Regions from separate parts of the Homo sapiens genome. Here region 2 is linked to region 1. Evidence: chromatin loops called from intact Hi-C (ENCODE). Cell type or tissue: mammary epithelial cell. All regions are shown on one strand. Each heading gives the region's core, and the rest is flanking DNA. Links, peaks and the distances in the headings are about the cores only.

Region 1 (13,513 bases), core at 2,470-10,469:
CTGCAAGCCTCCTAAAGGCATTTCCATTGTCACTACCACCAGGTGTGAACTGTAATCTGGCACGTATAGTTCCAAGAACTGTCATAATAGATGCTGAAGAAACATTGTGAAGTTAACTCGCTGTTACCAACTGTGAAGTCATTAGCTAGAGGAATCTTGGGCGGTCTGAAATCTGAGATACTGTGGAAAGAACAGAAAGATCCTGTATCTTTCCTATAATTGTTCTACTGGAAGTTGTCATTTTACACAGGAGACATTCTGTTTTATTTATTTTCTTTTGAGACAGGGTCTCACTCTGTCGCCCAGGCTGGAGTGCAGTGTTGTTACCACAGGTCACTGGTGCCTCCACTGCCTGAGGACTGCTCAAGCAATCCTCCTGCCTCAGTCCCCTGAGGAGCTGGGGCCACAGGCCTGCACCACCATGCCTGGCTAATTATTTTTATTTGTAGAGACAAAGTCTATCTTGCCTAGGCTGATCTCGAACTCCTGGGCTCAAGTAATCCTCCCGCGGTGGCTTCTCAAAGTGCTTGGGATTACAGATGTAAGCTACCATGCCCGGCCTCACAGGAGACATTTTTGATGTCCCTCTTGACAGTCTACAAAAGTCTACAAATCTTTTTTTTTTTTTTTTTGAGACAGGGTCTTGCTCTGTCACCCAGTCTGGAATGCAGTGGTGCCATCATAGCTCACTACAGCCTGAGCTGTACTGAGCTCGAGGGATCTTCCCGTCTCCGCCTCCTAAGCAGCTGGGACTACAGGTACTTGCCCCCAGGCCCAGATAATTTATTTAAAAACTTTTTTTGTAGAGACAGGGTCTCACTATGTTGCCCAGGCTGGTCTCAAACTCCTGGCCTCAAACAATCCTCTACCTCAACCCCCCTAAGTGCTGGCATTACAGGCATCAGCTGCCATGCCTGGCTACAAATCTTAATGTTTTCCCCATGGCTTCTTTTTCTGGCGTTCTTTTCTCAGGTAATGGAAGTGGGCAGAGAATGATCCTTTCCCTAGGCTCCAGTGTGTAAGAATTAAAGAAAGAGGAAAGAAACACAATGGCTTGATGGTCGAGGACAGGTTTATTTTAAAGAAAACAAACCCAAGAGTGGCTTCTGGCTGAGTTAGATCAGAGGCATGCTCTCTTACAGACTAAGAGTTTTTAAGGATTCAGGGTGGGAGAGTTTATCAGAGGCTTGGACTGCTTCTGTGTCTCTTTAGGTGTGCTTATCTGGGAGGGAGTTGTGTGTCTGTTTCCATACATCTTCCTGCAGCTGCAGGCATACCCCCAGGTCTGCTTTTAGCTTCCCTATCTTAGTGCACCTGAAGGGAAAGAATGTGCTTATTAAGGCCCACTGTTATACTGGGGCCCAATGTATGAGGGTGAAGTTTGGCAATTACCCAAGAGACTTTCCCCCCACCTCCCTCTGTGCCTGAGCTGTCTCATCTATGTTTTACTGTCTGCTCTTTCTGTCTGCTTGTTGTTAGAAGAGAAGTGATTTTCTTGAAATGCATGAGGCTGGAAAGGGAGCTGGCACTTAAAGTGGCGGTGTTTGTCCGAGAGGATGGTGCTCCTGCTCTGTCACAGTGGGCATGGGGATTCAGGCCACTGCCACCGAATTTCAAGAGCCCAAGCACAGAGCCCAGAACTAAATTGTGAGGGTTTAAAAAAAAAAAAAGCTTTATTGAAGTATAATTGACATACAATAAACTTGAATATTTAAAGTGTACAATTTATGCGTTTGGGCATTTGTATATACCCCTGCAACCATCAGCACACTGAAGATAAGGAATATACCCATTACCCCTGAAAATTTCCCCATGCCCTTTGGAGCCCCTCCCTTCAACCCCTCAAATACTTAATGCGCTTTTTCCCGAAAGGCAAGAAGAAAGCTTCCCTACACATTTATCAAGGCTGTTATAATCCTGACTCCCAAACAAGGTAAGGAAATTGTTAGACACTTAGAGAACACTTTCAACTATTGTATTCAGATGTTAAAATCCTCAGTAAAATTCCCATAACAGTTAATTGAACAAACCAATTATGCAAAAACATACAATCAACTATAATTGCACCCTATAGACTCCCCTTTTTATTCTCTAATGTGTTATATTCCACTAAATCTTTCTTCATCTTGCCAGTTTTTCTTCTAATTTCCCTGCAGCTATAATTTTGGCTGATGCTATAGTTTGAATATTTGACCCTCCAAACCTCATGTTGAAATTTAGTCCCCAGTGTTGGAGGTGGGGCCTGGTGGAAGGTGTTTGGGTCATGGGGGTGGATCACTCATGAACGGCTTGGTGCTGTTCTCATGGCAATGAGTGAGTTCTCACATAATCAGTTCCCTCCAGAGCTGGTTATTAAAGAGAGCCTGGCATCTCCCCTCTGTCTCTCTTGCTTCCTGTCTCATCATGTAATGTCTGCACACACTGGCTCCCCTTCTGCCATGAGTGGAAACTCCTGGAAGCCCTCACCAGAAGTAGATGCTGTTGCCAGCAGAACCACGAGTCAAATAAACCTATTTTTATAAATTACCCAGCCTCAGGTATTCCTTTAGAGCAACACATATGGACTAAGACAGTGATGTTCTCAATTTACCCTGACATTGCATGCAGGCCGGCTGTTTCCTCTTAAGTTCCCGGAGTGGGAATGTGTTCCGGACAAAGGATGCTAGTGAGTGGCAGTCCCCTACATTTCAGAAGGAGCAGAACAATGAAAGAAGGAAGTTGTATTCAATTACAATTTCTTTAGGCCTTTCTAAAGTTTGTCAACCCCTTGAATAAGTCCATAGAAGTACCACAAGTGGGCCAGGAGTAACTTCATTTTGTGTCAAAGACAAAGACTTCTTGGACCTGGAGAATAGGGTCCAACAAATAGGCCTTCTACAATAAGGCATTCCTTTCCCATTTGGTCTGTCCATGCAGCTGTCTTAACATGATTCATGCTATTTAGGAGTGATACATGATTAAATGTTGAACATTCATCAACAGATATTTATCAATTGTTACCTTTCACCTGGACTGGATGTTGAGGTGAAAATGGAGAGAGTGCTTTATTAAAATTGCAAGGATCAAGAGGCATATGTGTTTTTAACCTTAAAACACTACAAAATGAAGGGCTAACTTGTACAGTGGGATGGAGTGAATGATATGGGCATCTGTTAAGATGCCATCTGTAACCAGGCTCTGCAGAATGTGTGCTGGCAGCCTTTGTGGTAGAGCAGCCCAGTTCACAAAGTGCTGTCACTGTGGGGATGAGACTGTGGGGATGGGTGGGTGGTGAAGGCATGGCAGATCTAACCTCTTGACTGAAGCAGAGGGACCCTGCTGTGCAGCAATGGGAGAGGAAAAAGGACAAAGTAGGTTGGGCCTGATCATGGAGAGCCCAGGGGAATTACCCCATGCCCATTTCCAGTCGGCCCCTGCTCCAAGCGACCCACTTTTCTAATGTATATCTCCATAGATTAGTTTTTCCTGCTGTTGAATTTCATGTAAGTGGAATCATGCATTGTTAAAGAAAAATTATTCATGACACTCATTAAAGATGATAAGGCAGATTTTAACATGGGGGACCTCCATAATGGGGTTTTGCAGTAGGGAAGAAAGGTTTGGCTCCACTCTGAACACAACAAGGACAACTGGGGGTTTCTAGCCAAGGAGCAGGGTGGGGCTCAGTGGATGGAAAGTTACTAAGAGGAAACATCAAAGCTAGGGAGGTTTTTGTTAGAGGAGCTCAACAGGATCTTTGCTCAAGGCAGGCCAGTATGGGAAGATATGAAGAGTGGGGGGTGTGGAATTTGATCAGATAACAATGGTGGGGGATTTTCGATAAACTGACCCAACAAGATTGTAACTCACCTAAATGAACCAAGGACAGTCTAAAGTTTAAGCTTTGAGGGCTTAGAGGGCCTCACTGGAGTTAGGTCAAAGAAAACCTTTGTCAGTATGGACTCATGTTTGACTTTTTGCATGCAACATGTTTTTGAAATTCATATTGTTGCATGTGCTCTAAATTCATTTTATTTTATTGTTGAGTAGTACTCCGTTATATGAATTAACCAAGTGTATTTAACCCTTTTCCAAGTTTTGTGTGTTATGAATAAAACTTCAGTGGACATTCTTGCACAAGTATTTGTGTGGATGTGTTTTAATTTCTCTTGGGTAATATCTTAGGAGTTGATTTCTAGGTTATAGGGTAGGTACATGGTTATGTTTATACTATATTGCCAGTTTTCCAAAGTAGTTCTGCTACTTTATACTCCCAACAGCAATGTATGAGAACGCCAGTTGTTGTATTCCTTGCCAACACTTGGTATTATGTCTCTTTTTAATGTTGAGCATGGTTTTTTTTTTTTTTTTTTTTTTTCTGGAGACCGAGTCTCGCTCTGTCACCCAGGCTGGAGTGCAGTGGTGCAATCTCGGCTCACTGCAACCTCTGCCTCCCGGATTGAAGTGATTCTCCTGCCTCGGCCTCCCAAGTAGCTGGGACTACAGGCACCCACCACCACGCCCAGCTAATTTTTTGTGTTTTTAGTAGAGACGAGGTTTCACCATGTTAGCCAAGATGGTCTTGATCTCCTGACCTTGTGATGCACCTGCCTCAGCCTCCCAAAGTGCTGGGATTACAGGCATGAGCCACCGTGCCCAGCCAATGTTGAGTATTCTTGTGGTTGCATAGTGCTATCACCTGGTGGTTTAATTTGCATTTCTCTGATGACTGATGATGTTGAGTATCTTTTTATGCATGTTGTCTATTTCTATACTTTTGTGAAGTGTTCAAGTCTTTTGTCCATTAAAAAATTATCTTTTTAAAATCAGTGATTTGTTAGAGTTCTTTACATATTCTGTGAATTATACACACACACACACACAAACACACACATTCTTCACCTAATCTATAGCTTTCCTTTAACAGTTTATTGACTGAGCAAAAATATTAAATTGTATGGATCCAATTTATCAATGATTTCCTTCTATGGCTAAGGTTTTTGTGGTCCTATTGTAGTGACACAGAACTGTGTGGTAGAGAAGCCTGTTTCCAATGTCTAAGGAAATGGAGCTCAGGACTATAGCAAAGCTCACTGCTATGCAGTGATAGAAATGTTATGCAAATGCAGAGCAACTACCGAAAATGAGCTGTATGTGTTATATAACATAAAAGGTCATAAATAAGATGTCATTGCCTGGAAGACTATGCAAGTGATTGTTAGTTGGCAAAATTCAGATAAATTTTTCAAAGGTGTCCCCTCCCATGTATCCCTTTCCAACTTCTTTCTGGTCAGAGAAGGTGTAATTTACTGCTGGGAAGAAGAGAGAAATGTGTCTAATAGAGCCTCCAGCTTCCCTGGAGCTCCTGATTCTTTTCCATCTGCTGTGTGCTTTGCTGTCAAACAACATTTTGTAGATGTCTTTGGAACTGAGATAATGCCAGCAGGGTTCCAAGTTGATCTAGTGGAAGAGATTGCAACCCAGCTCAGGGCCAGAACCTTCCAGGATGGCCAGAAGGGGACAGCAGGCATTTCCTAGTCAAGAAGGTAGGAATAGATAACCTCCTAAATATGCCCTTGAAGCCATCAATTAACTAGGAATGACAGCTTTCTTAGCTATGGAACAGAAAAAATACCAGTAACAGGGCAGGAAATATTACCATAGGATGACAATTGCCATTACTCTTCCAAACCTAGCATTTGGATCCGCCAAGAAAGAGAAAGGATAGAGATAGTGCATGGGGTGCATGGGCTTAGTTATCATTCAGGGCCATTCTGTGCCAAAGTCAGGAGCTATATCCAGGGAAGTAAATTAACCCTATGGGATGAAGCTGTTTGTGCGGGGTTTGTGAACAAAAGTCGTTTGAAAAGGAATTTGGAGGAAAGAGGCTTATTCCAGTGAACAGTTTGCAAACCTGGGAGATACAGCCTTAAAGGAAGGTACATTCCAAAGTACAAAGGGAGGGCTCTGGTTTTATAGTGACAGTGCCTGCCCAGGTGCCCAATCATGTTCATTTATGCAAATAAAAGATTCAAACTTGCCTAGTTGTGATTGGTCAATACAGCTGAGCTCTGGTTGATTGGTTGATACAGCTGAGATCTCCTTGGCTGGTTCAGGTGAGCGCAGCGTGTGGCAAAGTACAGCAGAAGTGCGGGTGGTCTGGGGACTCAGGGTGACCTCTAGTCAACTGCAGATGGCTGCGTGGCTCTATTCAAAATGTAGGCCCAGCTGGCCATCTGGGTGCCTCTTGAAGGAGTGGCTCTTTAGGGTTCACCTTTGTTTACAGGTGTCAGAAACGAAGAGACTCAAGAAAAGACTGCCTGCCCTACTCACCTTGACTGAGCGCTGACGAAGACCACGGGGCCCTCTGCGCTGCAAGGGCGGAGGTGGCCCAGAAGCCCGCAGTGCCCACGTGCAGGACCCAGGGTAGGGGGTGAGGCCGGACGATGGCACCCGCCCCGCTGGTTCCCAGCCACACAGGGAGGCAAAGCAAAGGCAGCCCGCGGGCGGATGGAGCTGCAGGGGCCGAGCGTCGGCAAGCCCAGGACGGCCTGGCGCAGGGTTGCGGGCGCCCGACCTCCAGCGTGGCCCGCGGATGCAAGACAAAGCTTTAAAGCCTCCGGCCGCACAGCCACCCACTAGTCCCCAGGTATGAGGACGGTCTGAAGAACCTCTCTCTCCTCTGCCTGCTGAAGAGTTCCAAGACAAGTAAGGCAACAGCAAGGACGACACAACCACACACCGCCACAACCACACGCCACCACCACCACACACTACCACAACCACACCACACACCTCCACAACCACACACCACCAACCCCACACTGCCACAACCACACACAACCACACACCACCACCACACACCAGAACCACACACAACCACACATAACCACAACCACACAACACCACAACCACAACCACACACCAGCACCACAACACACAACCACAACCTCCCTCTGAGCTGCTCAGGCTGCTTTAACCAACCAGTTTGGAATCCAATCAAAATCCTCTGCTGCCGTCTAGCGACGAATACCGGGAAAGCAGAATATATAGTAAGAAAGCTGTTTAAGAGGCAAAAAGTGATCGTCTAAAGGTTTGCAAGTGCAAGCCAGAAGAACCTGGTCATCCTGTGTTCATGACAGTGCCTTGAACTGGGTCACCCCGCACTTGCTAAGGGGCTGGTGTGGGATGTGACAAGAAGAAAGTCGTCAAGGGGACTCCAAGATTTCTGACTTGAGAAACTGAAAAAGCCACTGTTAACTGAGATTTTTTTTTTTTTTAATGTGGGTGGAACGGATTTGGGCATAAAGATTTAAAAATCCAGTTTGAAACGTGCTAAATTGGAATGTTTAAAAGGGAATACTTGCTAAACTGAGCAATAATTATGCTGTCTCCAGGTTAGCACGCGTCCCCTTTTAGGTCAAAGGATACAGAGTAGCAAGTATGTAGGAGGAACAAATCAAAAGATCTAATGAACAACATCGGGACTGTCGTTTCTATAGTGTGTTGTGTTAAGGATTTTTGCAAAATCAGTAGATCATAGCTGCTCTTGCCACAAGGCGGAAAAACGGAAAAATGGAAAAACGGGTAACTATGTGAGATGATGGATATATTAATCTGTTGTACTCTAGTAACCATTTCACTAGATACATAATATCGTGTTGAACACCTTAAATATACACCACCAGATTTATTTTTTAAAATAAAAATGAAACATGGCTTGAAAACCAAAAAAATTAGCTGTACTATAATTTGATATGTTAAACATTGTCATGCTGTTATTTGATGTAACTACGCCCATAATTCCCAGGATAAAAATATTGGAGTCGTATTAAGATTACTTGGACATTAAGTAATTGGATTGGTCAAGAGGTGAAAGGGAGATTACTGTCCCATAGAAAAAGTCAAATGCTGGTTCTCATATATATATCACTTTGCATATTTGTATGTTAAGTGGATTGAACCTACATCACATGGTGGAAGGACTGCATAAAAGGTTAACATAATCTTTTCTCTATCTCTGTGAAAATCTAACTGCAGGCTGTCTACCTCCTTTCCCCTGGGAACCTGGTGACATGAAATGTTTGCTTGAGAGCATTGCTTTTAGGAAAAGAATGGCCGATCTTAGGATGTATCTTTTCAAACTATGGTCTTTGTAACCTTTCTGTCCTGAAACAGAAAAGACTTCTCCTCAACTGGTTGGGTAGCGCAATGTATTGACATAGAGTTCTGGTTCTAGCTCCGGTAGGCACAGAAAGACCACCGAGATTAACTCCCCAGACTCATCCCTCTGTAAACTGCTGAGGACAACAACTGTGCTTGGCCCTGCCTTACTCCCGGAAGTGCACTTTGAAATCTCTGCATGACATCACAGCGTGTTCAAAAGATGAACAAGTGACTGCTATTTGGTGTTGTGACCAAGGAAACTCTCCAGACTTGTAAATTCATATTCTTCTTCAAATAGAGGTGGCTAAGAATAGCATCCCGGGATTCTTTATCATTTATGAATCCTTTTGCTTACAACCGTTGGCAAAATGGCGTGGGGTGACGTTAACTTGTCAAATTAATGTAGAGGGATGCTAACTGTTTATGCGCAGCATATTTTGTGCTTATCATCTGCATCACTAAATCATACTTCATGAATGATTTCATTACTGAGTCAAGAGTTGTAGGGTTAGAAATACTGTAACTGATCATGTAATTGACAACAGAATAACTGTGGATTACTTGTTAGAACTGGATCATGTTGGTAACCATTTGCAAAATAGCTGTTGTTGAAACCGAACTGTTACTGTTCGAAAACAAAAAGTTGCAGCATTGAAAGATTTATGGAAGCAGAAAATAGCTTCCACAACCCTGTTAGGCAATAGATTTTTAGATTGGAGAATTGGCGGACTATTACTGATGGGTATGGTAGTACCGATTTTGGTACTTATACATGCAGATTGTTATGTGATTGGATTGGTGCCCTGGGGTGGTGGAGTCTACACTGTAGCACAGGCTTGCACCTGCACAGTGATAAAAATGTTACGAGATGGAAGAGCAAAGCTCAGAATGAATTATCATTAGGTACAAGTTCATAAACACATTGTAAGAGTACACATACGGTAAAATCTTTCAAAATCATACCCCTACCAATTCTCCTCACTGCTTACCCCCGTCTGTAGGTATTGAGAGAAAGTATGATTTATGGTGGCAGAGATAAATGACATATCCAAGGGCCCTGCGTTGCCCCAACTCCTGATTCTCTTCCATCTGTTTGCATGTGTTGTTGTCAAAGAAATAATATTTTGAAGAGAACTTTGGAATTGAGAAGATGTCTTGCAACGTTGTCTGAGGAATATTACTTACTTCAAAGTCATAAAGATAACCTCCCCAGTCTTCTTCTGGAAGACTATACTTTTAGCTTTCACATTAAAGCCTGTGATCTAACTTGCATATATTGTACTTTTGTGAAATAGAAGTCCAGGTTCATCATGGTTTTTTTTTTTCCCAAAGGGATGTCCCGGTGTATTAGTCAGAGTACTCCAGAGAGAACCAATCATATATATGGGAAGGGATTTATTCAGGGGAATTGGCTCCCAAAATCAACGAGAGGTGGAAAATTCCCACCATAGGGGAATCTGCAAGCTGAAGACCAGAGAAACCCATAGCTCGGCTCATTCTGGAAGCAGCCCCAAGTCTGAGACCTAAAGTCTGAGAGCCCCTCGGGAGTCTTGTGGTGCAAGTCACAGAGTCCAAACCTGAAGAACCTGGAGTCTGGTAGGGCAGAAGGAAAAAAGGCATCTGTCTCTGGAAGGGAGAGAGAGAACAGAGAGGAGACAGCAGAGAATTCCCCTTTCTTCCACCTGTTTGTCCCAGCCAAACCTCCAGCCCATTGAATTGTGCCCACCCATATTGAGGGTGGGGCTTCTCTCAGTTCACTGACTCACAGGCGAGTCTCCTCTAGAAACAGCCTAACAGAAATACCCAGAGACAGTGCATCACCAGGCAACTAGGCATTCCTCAGTCCAGTCAACCTGACACCTAAAGTTAATCATCACACCCGGGAATCACAGCACTGTATTTTAAAGAGAATTTCCATTCCCCACTGAATTGCCTTGGCAGTTTGTGAAAAATCAACTATGTATGTATGCGTCTATTTCTTAACTCTAGTCTGTTCCAGTGATCCTTCTGCTTATCCTTACACCAATACCACACTGTACTGATAACTGTAGCTTTGTAATAAGTCTGGAAACAAGTAATATAAGTCCTTCAAATTTATCGTACTTTCTCAAGACTCTTTGATTATTCTAAGTCCTTTGAATTTCCGTATGCATTTTAAAATCAGCTTCTCAATTTCTACAACAAAAAAAGACTCCTGGAATTCTGATTTGGATTTCGTTGTGTCTACAGGTCCATTTGGGGGAGAATGCATGCCTTAACAACATTGAATATTGCAATACAGGAACGTGGACTATCCTTCCATTTACTGAGTTCATATTTAATTTCCCTTGGCAATGTTTGTAGTTTTCAGTAATTAGGCCCTGCTTATCTTGCTCTAAATTTATTTTTCTATATTTTATATTTGTTGATGCTATTGTAAGTGGTATTGCTTTTATAATTTTCTTTCCCAGCTGTCTTTATAGCTAATACATGGAACACAACTGATTTTTGTGATTGACCTTGTGCCTTGTGAAGCTGCTAAATGTACTTATTACTTCTAGTAATTGTAACTATTGATTACTTATGGCTTTCTTTACATAATCATATAGTCATATCATCTGCAAATTAAACAGTTTCATACTTCTTCCTTTCAACACTTTTTGCCTTTTCTTTTTCTTGACTTACAGCGCTAGATAGGATCTCCTGTACAGTGTTAAATAAAAATAGGAAAAACAGACACTCTTACCTTATTTGTTATCTCAGGGCACGTTTATTCAATCTTGGCACTACTGAATAATTCTTCTTTTTTTTTTTTTTTGACAGAGTCTTGCTCTTTCTTCCAGGCTAGAGTACAGTGGTGCCACCTTGGCACACTGCAACCTCCGCCTCCTGGGTTCAAGTGATTCTCCTGCCTCAGCCTCCCAAGTAGCTGGGATTACAGGCAAATGCCACTGTGCCTGGCTAATTTTTGTATTTTTACTATAGATGAGGTTTCACCATGTTGGCCAGGCTGGTCTCAAACTCCTGACCTCAGGTGATCTGCCCACCTCGCCCTCCCTAAGTGCTGGATTACAGGTGTGAGCCACCGCGCCAGGCCCAGGCTGGATAATTCTATGTTGCAGGGCTGTCCTGTGCACTGGAGCGGGATCAGCAGCATCCCTGGCTTCTCACCCATCAGAGGCTGGCAGCATCCTCTCACGCCCCGGTGCTGAAAAACTGATAAGTTACTCTTCAAAAACAAGAACATTTGGAAACAACATCGGTTTCCAGGTATTGCCAAATATTTCCTTAAGGCAAAATCATCCCTAGCATCACTGTGCCCTTGGAATAGTGAAGTAGAAGAATTCTCATACAATGTTTTTAGTTTTTTTCTCTTTATTTCTTATGGATAAAATGCAACATACATATTCTACTTAACAATGAAAGCTGATGGAACAGAAGAATCAATATTAGCTTTTGAGATGGGCAAAGACATAAAACATTGGCGTTTTCTAGTGTCATGATTTGTCAAATTAGTTTTAGAAAATAGTTGGTAAATGTCTGACAGAAAAAAATTTTTAATTAAGGTGTATGTAAGTGTGTAAAACTGTTAAAAATGCTTGAAAACAAACATTTTAATCCCATGACATATTATTTTTATTTGTGGAAAACAGTTAAAAACTGCCTGTCAGAGAAACTATTTAATCCTTTAACATAAAGTCTTTTAAGGCACATAAACATTTATGAAGAACAGTTGAAATATGCTCGCTAGGAAGAAGGGACATTTTAACTCATATGAGCTTTCAGTCAAGTGAAATACGTGGACAGCAGATGAAAATGCCTGAAAGAAAAGATGGACATTAATTCCTACTCCTGAACGCTTGCATCTGCACATGGTTAGAAACTCAAGACAATGAGCAGGACACAGAATTCTCTCAGAGTATACCACATAGATCACAGTTACACAGTATTTCTGGTTTTAAAGCTTTGCTGAAAATATTTTTCATCATTAAATGTATATTATTAAACATACACTGAAAGCTAACTGAAGTGATTTAAATAATAAGATTCAGGCACAGTTTGTAACAACAATTGTTAAAGTCCATTCATTTTTTTTTTCCCAAGAAAGGCAAGTGAGGTAGTTTATACTGTATAGACGTTGTAAATAGTTGATAATCCAGTTTGTTTAGAGATCATTGACTCCAAGAATCATATTTCCAAGTGAGCTGCTTAACAAAGGGATCTTCTTTTGCAGGATGGAGGAAAACAATGAATCAACTCTAGGATTTTTTTCTGAATAAGCATTCCTAAAATGTTAGTTCCCTCTAACACTTTCTCCTGGAGGACATTATTTTCCCAAGTGTATACCAAGAGCACTAGGAATGGGTGAGGGGGAGAAGCTCTTAAGGATAGCATGTAGAAGCCCAGTATCTGCCCTTCTTTTGTTTGCAAAGATATGAGTCTTTTTTATGAATTTATTAAATTTTTAAAAAACAACTCTTGATAAGGCAAAAATTCTTTCAATACTTAGATGACAGGCATCTTTGCATTTTAACTGTAGGGGTTTGTTTATTCTTAGGAATAAAATTGGTCAAAAGAACCTCCACACAAATATTAGTCTGTGTATCTACTAAAAATTCTTCTCTAATGAATTTGCCCTCTGATTAAGAATCAAAGTTATATCCAATGATACTAGTATTGACATGGCCTTCCATACATACATATATACGTATGGAAGTTGAAAGTTGCCACACATCCTTGAATAAACTAGAGTGATTATACTTACTGACTCAGCGAAGTCCCTGCCATTTAAAACCACATGAAAGTAGACAAGAATTTGTATTTTACTTGTTACCTATTAGGGATTTATTTGAAACTGGTGACAAGCTGAAGTAAATCTTAAAACCTTCAGAATTTACTCATAGGTTCTAATGTGTTTTCAGTCAAAAGAAATAAAAATTCTCAAATTAAAAAATTAAATGAACAGATTTGTGAATTTTCTACATAAACACAACAGAATTGAACCATTCAAATGCAAGGAAATACACTGAGAAATATCATTCAGTTTTCATATATACGCAGAAATGTAAGGTAGCTATTTGAAGAATTTCTTCCATACGTGGTCATAAATTACTGCCGTTTTACATCTTGGGATGTGGCAATTACATAAAGTAAAATGTTTACCCTTGTCTGAATTGCAAAAATGATAAAAGCATTTTTTTCAGAGTCTAGAAAGTCATTATGTAAAGTCATGTGCCACCAATTACCCATACATTAAAAATGAATAAAATGTAGGAATAAACATAAACTTATACAGAAGGCACGTTTTCTTTTAATGGGTTTTCAGGCAAAAAAAAAAATTCTCAGATGAACAAATTAAATGAATGGAACAAAATTCTAAATGCCAGAA
Region 2 (8,000 bases), core at 1-8,000, 74 kb before region 1:
TTTTTCCAGTTCTGATTTATTCTACCAGCAAGTGCATGAGATAGTCAGCTTGGGATGTCTTCTCAGGGGTTAATGGGGAAGATAGGGAGGCCTGTTAGGACCATGGCATTGGAGGTCTTTTTTGCTTTGACTTTTGTGTGGGTTATAAGCACAAACACCCCCACTATTCTCTCCAGTGTCCTTCACTTGTACTTGTGAAAGATGCATTTGCAAACTGCCTGAGGAGGTGACAGAGCAGGCTGTGGAAGGGAATGCTGGGATTCAGTGCAGTGGGTCCTAGTTAAAGATGAGCCAGGCAGCATAAAGATGGGGGCAGAAGAATGAAATGTGTGCCATAACTCCCTGCCTGTCTTTAGGTGCATCCGTTCTCCAGTTCTGCCTTACTTCCTTGCCTTTGCTTCCCTGGCTTGCCTTCCTCGCCTTTCATTACAGTCAATAAAGTTCTTTTCGTCAGCGTGTGTTCACCCCTCTTCCCCCTGCTGTTTTTCATGCTTGCTCATAGTTGTTTCAACTCTCTTACCACCTTATCACTTAGTAAGCAAAGACCCTTTTGCTTACTGGGCGCCACTCTTGGCCTCAGCTGTTTCTTTCTGTGTGACCTCTGGGAAGTTACTTATCTGATCTGAGTCTTGGCGTCATCATTGAATAGGGGCCTAGCACTTCCTGCCGTGCCACCCATGGCACAGTTGGAGTGAGAATGAGATCAGATGTGGTGCACGGGGTCTTGGAGTGTACTCTGACCGCATGTGTCATTTTCACAAAACAACTTGCGCAACTCCATGAAAAAATGGGCAGACCACATCGCATTAACTTTAACTCTCCTTTTTAAAAATTTGTCTTGTAGCCTGTGATGATGAGTGTGTAGGTGTGCTGCTGAATGACTTGGATGAGATTGGTGATGCCGTTCTTTCTCTGAACCTCACTGGCATTATCCCTGTCCCATATGGAATTTTGTCAAACCTGGAAAATACAACTAAATATCTCCAGGTAGGTACTGGAAATACAGAGATGAACAGACACTTGTATCATTAAGGGATATAGTCATTGGGAATGGTGGGAGTCATTCCATGTGTCCTCCCCACATTGTGAGAGCCCAACTTCCATCAGCCCCTGCGGGCAGGTGTCCAGTCTTTCCTTGACTGTGACCAGTGACAGGCACTTACTTACTTATCTCACACGCTAGCTTGTTTCACGGTGGGACAGCTCTCATCATTTCAGTGCTCTCTGGAGGACTCCTCATCAATGCTGCCCTCTGTGGCCCTCATTCTGCCTTTTGGGATAAGGCCAAGTCCACTTGCTCTTCTGTAAGACAACTTTGGGTATTTGCAAACAGCTGCCCTATTAGAAAAGCAGAAAATAGGCCAGGCACGGTGGCTCACACCTGTAATCCCAGCATCCCAGCACTTTGGGGGGCCAAGGCGGGTGGATCACGAGGTCAAGAGATCGAGACCATCCTGGCCAACGTGGTGAAACCCCATCTCTACCAAAAATACAAAAATTAGCTGGATGTGGTGGCGCGTGCCTGTAGTCCCAGCTACCTGGGAGGCTGAGGCAGGAGAATTGCTTGAACCTGGGAGGTGGAGGTTGCAGTGAGCCGAGATCACACCACTGCACTCCAGCCTGGCGACAGAGCAAGACTCCATCTCAGAAAAAGAAAAAGAAAAAGAAAAAGAGAAGAAAAGCAGAAAATAAATCTGAACAGTATCTTCTTTAAGGTATATTATTTTTAAAGTGTATTATTCTTCACTGCACTAAAGTTGCAGGGCACAAAATCTCTCCTCCCTGGAAGGCTACATTAAATGTCTGGCAGTAAATCATAGTTTTATGTTTTCATCAACAGAGCCTGGGTCAAAAAAGGGTGAGGAGTTAAGAAATTAACTTAGTAGACAGCATCCTACTATAGCACTTATTTATTTTTATTATCTTATTTATTTATTTTATTATTTTTTTGAGACAGGGTCTCCCTCAGTCACCCAGGTTGGCATGCAGTGGCGCAGTCATGGCCCACTGCAGCCTTAACCTCCATAGCTCAAGGGATCCTCCTGCCTTAGCCTCCCAAGTAGCTGAGACTACAGGCACACACCACCATGCCTGGCTAGTTCTTTTATTTTTATTTTTAATAGAGATGAGCTCTCACTATGTTGTGCAGGCTGGTCTTGAACTCCTAAGCTCAAGAGAACCTCCCACCTTGACCTCTCAAATTTCTGGGATTATAGGCATGAGCTACCACGCCCGACCTACTTTTAATTCTAATTGGAAAACAGTGTGATTCTTAAATTTTGCTTTATATATGCGTTAGAATTTGACATAATCTATGCAGTGCACCAGGTAGCAATAAAAGGGATGGCCATTCCTAAATGCCTTTTCTTAGATAAGAGTTTTCCTCAAACTTAGGACTTCCTTAGGTGTGTGCGTGTGTTTATGTGTGCGCTGGGATGGGGCTGGTTCTTGAATCCGTCTTGATTTGCAGTGGTCTTTTCTCTATAATGGTAGTTCAGAAAGGTTAGGGACCTCTAAGAGATGTTTTTATGTTATACTTTCCTCAAACGTCACAAAGTGTTTTTGAAAAATGAGAGCTTTTACCTCTATAAAAAAAAGAATATTTAACTTTTTTTTCCAATCACTATATACACGATCAGTATAATATCTGCCAGTCTTGGTCCCAGGGATATAACTATTTTATATATATCAAATAAGACAAATATTTGATTTAAATTTTAACTCATTTTGAATGATTTGCTCTAAATAAACCACTTGTCCGTTTTCTTTAAATAACTTTTTGTGTTTATGTAAAGTATTCATCAAGTTTTAAGGTTGAAATAAAATTATACAAGAAATTAGAAGGCTGTTGGCATAAATTAAGCACTTTATTTTTCTTTATTTTTAGTATTTATAAAGTCTTTCTTTATTGAATTCTTTTGTAGTTTAGCCTAAAAGGCATTTTTTTCTTAGGTGTTGCAATTATAGTTAAATTTGTGTGACTCTGCTATTGAGATAAAGCCAGACTTTTATCTGAGAATTGCAGCAGTATCAGATTCTGCTGAACACAACAGATTTTAAATTTATATCTATATCAGAAATATAATGCAAAGGATGGCAGTGTAGAATCATGTCGCTATAATCGAAACCTAAGTAAATGTGATCCATTTTTTTTTAAAATGACAGTTCCAAGGAAAGAAGAATTTCTTTCTGTGAACAAAAAAGAAATGCAAGTGCTTCTTAGTTAAGAATCAGAACATTTTACTTCGAAGCATTGTAATTTGTTTCCTCCATTCTTCCTAGGAATCTTTATTAAAAGAAAATATGCAAAAGGACCTGGGAAAAATTAAGCTTGAAGGTGTTGCAGAAGAAACGGACAACCTGCAAAAGAAGGTAAATTCTTTCCATAACCAACCAACCTTCCTCCTGGTCCCTCCCATCAGCCCTCCTGAGCAGTTGCCTTGGGGCTGTCTGGAAGGTTCTGATTAGATCATGCCAGCCTCTTCCTCCCACGAGCTGTGCTCCAGGTACTTAATCATCAAATTGGTTTTGACCCTGCCAGTTTCTGTGGTTTAGTGGGAAAAGGCTCCCGACTTAATGTCTGTTGTCATCTCTGCTGAGGACAGAGTTGGGCAGTCTCTTGGCTCTGACTTTCATTTTCTCCTCTGAAACAAAGGTGGGGCGGGGATGAAAAGATTGCTGAGGTTTCTTCCTTCTCCTAAATTCATTCAGTAACGAAGTACACGGTGAGCCCAAAAGCACGGACTGAACATCAGTAATGCTCTCTGCAGCTTGCTGGGTGGAGCAGGGAGGGCACAGACCTCATGATGAGGCATCTGTGCAAACTTCAGGCTTCAGGCTGGGGTGGTTCTGATTTTAGGGCCCTGAATGGCAAGTGAGCTTGTTTTTCTGTCATCAGGGAATTATTTATTCTGTTTAGCCTGTGCCAGAGGAATGGCATTTAGTGACCTAAAAAAGAATCTCCCCTTCTGCAGATGGTGAGGAAGGATTATTGTCAAATTTACTGTTTTTTCATTTATGAATTTTGTATGTGTGTGTGTGTGTGTGTGTGTGTGTCTGTACTGTGATGGTGTATCTATACATATGGATGTCTAATCTCCATCAACACATGCACACATACACAAACATCACCCTAGGAAGTATAGTTTGGCTCCTGTTAATTTAGAATTAACGATGTTTTGGAAAGAGTTGAAGGGTTTAAGTTTGGGTTTAAGTACCTCATCAAGCAAACATTTGGTTGGAAATAGGCTGATTAAAATAAATTCTCTGTATCCGTTATTCTCTTTGGTCTTGACTAGAAAACACCAAACTCAGACTGGGTTACTCTACATTCTTGGAAATTACAAACAACCTTTCCTTTAACAAAGAGTAAAAATCCCAGTAGAAATAACAGCTGAGGACAGCTAAGTGTCAGCCTCTGGGCTGCTGACTTCCTGGCTCTCGTCTTGTGTAGTTCTCGTAGCAGCCCTGGGAGGTAAGCGTTGCTGTTTCCCAAGTGTTACAGACAATGCTTGGAGATGTCTGGGCCTGTCCACAGCCTGGAGAATCAGGTCTAAAATCAGCTTGCCTGACTCCGTGTTCTTAACTCCTAGAGACTAACATCTCATAGGCCATACAAATCAGTAAGGTTTACTTTCTATATTCTGTATATTTGGGTTTTAAAGTGAATCGAGGGCCCTCACAGTATAGCCACTAGGAGAATCTGTAGTTTAATACACAATTAGCCTGCTTTTAAAAACATACCCATCTTTTCTTATGCTGAGTGAGTTGTAAATTATTTCATTAACTACTTAGTCCATTTCTAACCCCAAAATATTAAGCTCGGCTTGCATGATAATGCTCATCTTTACTCTATATTCTGGAATATATGTTGTTGCTTATAAGCGGCAACAGTGGAATATTACAACTTGCGTATTATTTAAAGTCAAACTAATTACTTAAAGTCAAACTAACCTGAGACTTTATTTTTCCACCAGCTCACTAGGATGTTAGCGAGTACCCAAAAGGTGAATAGGGCAACTGAGAGAATCTTCAAGGAGAGTCAAGACCTGGCCATAGCCATTGAGAGGCTGCAGATGAGCATCACAGGTAGTGTGGGCAGTGTCTAGTTTGAAGTATCTGTGCTTATCTAGTAAGAAGTCACCATTGCTTTATTAAACATATGAATAGATGTATATCTCTTGCATCGGGTTTCCGGAACCAGAGGGGCTGGAATAGTTTGGGGATCCTGAGATGTGCAAACTTTAGTCTTTGACTGAGAGTTTTAGCTTTAAAAAAATGCATATTTCTTTTTTTATTTTCTGCATTATGCCTAAAACTTAGATCCTAATTCTCAAGCCCTGTTATGGTAAAGTTAGTATGGTAGCTCTCCATCCATTTGCCCAGAATAGGAGCTGACAGGATTTGGGACTTCAGTTAGGTACCAAGTATATCCATCACATTAGAATAATTTAATCACTTCTCAGTTGGGTGTGCTGTGGCTTTTAGCATACTATTTTCAGTTTTCTGGCTACCAGAAACATATGATCGCTCTTCTTTTTATATTATAGTGTAAGGGCTTAAAAAGTACAGAATCCAATAAAAATCAGACTTTATAGGGCAAAAGGTAAGGAAATTATTAGAACAAAGTATACTTAATAAAAAAAGTAGGATCAAGCATTGGTGGTTTATTTATGCAGTAAATATTTATTGAGAACATTTATTTTTCATGTGCAGATGTCTCTGCCAGGTACAAGGAAATGCTGAGGTTGACACCATGTCCTTGCCTTTAGGGAGTTTATTGGTGCATGAGAAGACTTTGAAATAGACCAGTAATCCCAAGTTCATGAATGTTTAGTTAGGGGATGTGCAGAGTACACTGGGATATGCCAGGTGGCCTGGCCTGACATGGAGGTCCAACTCAGCTTAGGTAAACAGAGCAGTCCTCAGCAGAGAAGTTTCTAAGTTCTTCACTTGGTACTAGCCACTTTTGAGAGGCTTATTAAATAATTGATGAATTTTCTCCATAGAAATTATGGAAAAGACAACTTTAAATCAGACTTTGGATGAAGATTTCCTACTACCCAATTCTACTCTTCAGAACATGCAACAGAATGGTACATCTTTGCTAGAAATCATGCAGATAAGAGACTTCACACAGTTGCACCAAAATGCCACCCTTGAACTCAAGTAAGTTTCTAATTACTGTGTGCAATGCAACCAAGTAGAGAGAGAAACTTGCACGCTATCTCCAAAGGAGAAGGAGGCATCGTGGAAGAAAAGTGCTCACTGGAAATGAAATATCCTAAGAGAGGAGAAGGGGCCCTGTGGTCAAGTAAATGAAGAGATGGGTACTGACCCCTCCAAATATAGAAAGGTGTAATCTGTGCAGTCAGTGTAATCTATCTTTGTGCTATCATGCGGTAGCTTCTGTCCTTTTCTGTGATTCCGGGATGTTTCCACTTAGCACAAACAGCATAGCCTCATGGTACTGTAGATCAAGGATAAGGCAGTAAACTCTCATAGAAAAAAATCGTTGGTGGCCACCCATACCATGAACTCTAAGACAGGTCAATGTTATGCCAGAATAATTGAGCTTAGTTATATAAAAAAGTATAGTTACATTGAAACCCACGATGTGAAGTGACACAGAGATCACAAAGCATTCTTACATACAGTCACAAGGAGTTTGGAGTTTCCTTTCCAGCTTTTATCTTAGCATTTCCACACAGGTATTACTTGATATACTAGCACAGGCTGTCTCTCTGCAGGTTGTAATGAATGTCTGAAGTGCTGTTATAAATAGTTACATGATACTTTATTAAAACTCTACTCTGGACGTTACTATCTAAACTATAATCTAATGAAATGATATAGTCATGTGAGATATTTAAACTTTAATATTTTGCTATTTTAAATTATGTTGTGAGGGACTTCTTATTCAAATGTTTTATATCTTTTTCTATATTGAAATATCAAATATTTATTTATACTGTATATATCTCTTCTTTTTCTGTATTTCAGATTATTTTCAGGGTAGATATTAAGAAGTAGAATTATTGGCTGGGCGTGGTGGCTCACGCATGTAATCCCAGCACTTTGGGAGGCTGAGGCGGGCAGATCATCTGGGATCAGGAGTTCAAAACCAGCCTGGCCAACAAGGCAAAACCCGTCTCTACTAAAAATACAAAAATTAGCTGGGCATGGTGGTAGATGCCTGTAATCTCAGCTACTCGGGAGGCTGAGGCAGGAGAATTGCTTGAACCTGGGTAGCGGAGGTTGCAGTGAACTGAGATCATGCCACTGCACTCCAGCCTGGGCGACAGAGCAAGACTCCGTCTCAAAAAAAAAAAAAAAAAAAGAAGAAGAAGTGGAATTATTTAGTCAAAGAATTTGTGTTTTGAGGATTCCTAACATGCACTTCCAAATAATTTTTTTTTTATATTTTTTAAAAACAATGTTCACTGCCACCAGCAACACACTAGAGGGTTGGGTATGTGTCTTTTTTCATCATAGAGCATAATTTTTGACGTTGTTGATTTGTTAGGTGAAAAACAAAAGGAGGTGCTTACAGTTGGATGGAGTTTGGAGAGAGGACTAGTAATCTAATTACTAGAATAATAGGGCCTGGAAAGGGCTCTGAGAGAACTAGGATCTAAAGGCCTTGCGCAGGGGGAATGAGAGGAGGACGTGGTCCTGGGAGATGGGCGTGAGCAGCTGTCTGTGGAGCCCCTCCTCTGTGCCAGGAGAGTGCTGGCTTCTCTTCTCACATTGTGTTCTGTGATCATCTCAGTCTTTCCAAGTAGGGGAGAACCCAGTTGAGGAAACTGAGGCCCAGGGAATATAAGTAACTTGCCCTATGTTAAGCCCCCGGGACAATATGAAACCTGACCACAAACCTGAATCTGTTTGAGTCTAAACCCTATTATTTTCCCACCCAGAACAAAAGGAAGTACCATTTGAGACCCATTCCATAAAAGATGGGCAGGTGGAATTTGGACAGTCGGAGACATCGAGGGCCT

Evidence for each region. Peaks named below come from ENCODE experiments on the same cell type or tissue, not always from the same donor. Only the 100,000 strongest peaks of a DNase experiment are listed, where the experiment ranks them.
Region 2: it touches region 1 in a loop (10-fold over the local background); 27 of 110 quality-filtered maps call a loop at or near these places.

The regions. Positions count from the first base shown.
Region 1 is chr18:6,913,685-6,927,197 of GRCh38, reverse strand. ARHGAP28 (Rho GTPase activating protein 28) reads right to left here. Exons shown (of 18, transcript NM_001366230.1): 18 at 11,482-13,513. It overlaps LINC00668 (long intergenic non-protein coding RNA 668), which reads left to right. Exons shown (of 7, transcript NR_034100.1): 4 at 1-541; 5 at 640-758; 6 at 973-1,126; 7 at 1,480-1,724. It also overlaps the pseudogene SCML2P1. Among named protein-coding and RNA genes, the nearest start is that of LINC00668, 9.4 kb to the left of the region's middle. In mammary epithelial cell, for the core only: a CTCF peak has its summit at 6,993; DNase peaks (open chromatin) are centred at 6,977 and 9,927.
Region 2 is chr18:6,990,729-6,998,728 of GRCh38, reverse strand. It overlaps LAMA1 (laminin subunit alpha 1), which reads left to right. Exons shown (of 63, transcript NM_005559.4): 33 at 845-987; 34 at 3,283-3,372; 35 at 4,977-5,088; 36 at 6,009-6,168. Among named protein-coding and RNA genes, the nearest start is that of LINC00668, 65 kb to the right of the region's middle. In mammary epithelial cell, for the core only: no CTCF peak of the experiment used is centred there; DNase peaks (open chromatin) are centred at 3,538 and 4,488; H3K27ac peaks cover 2,785 bases.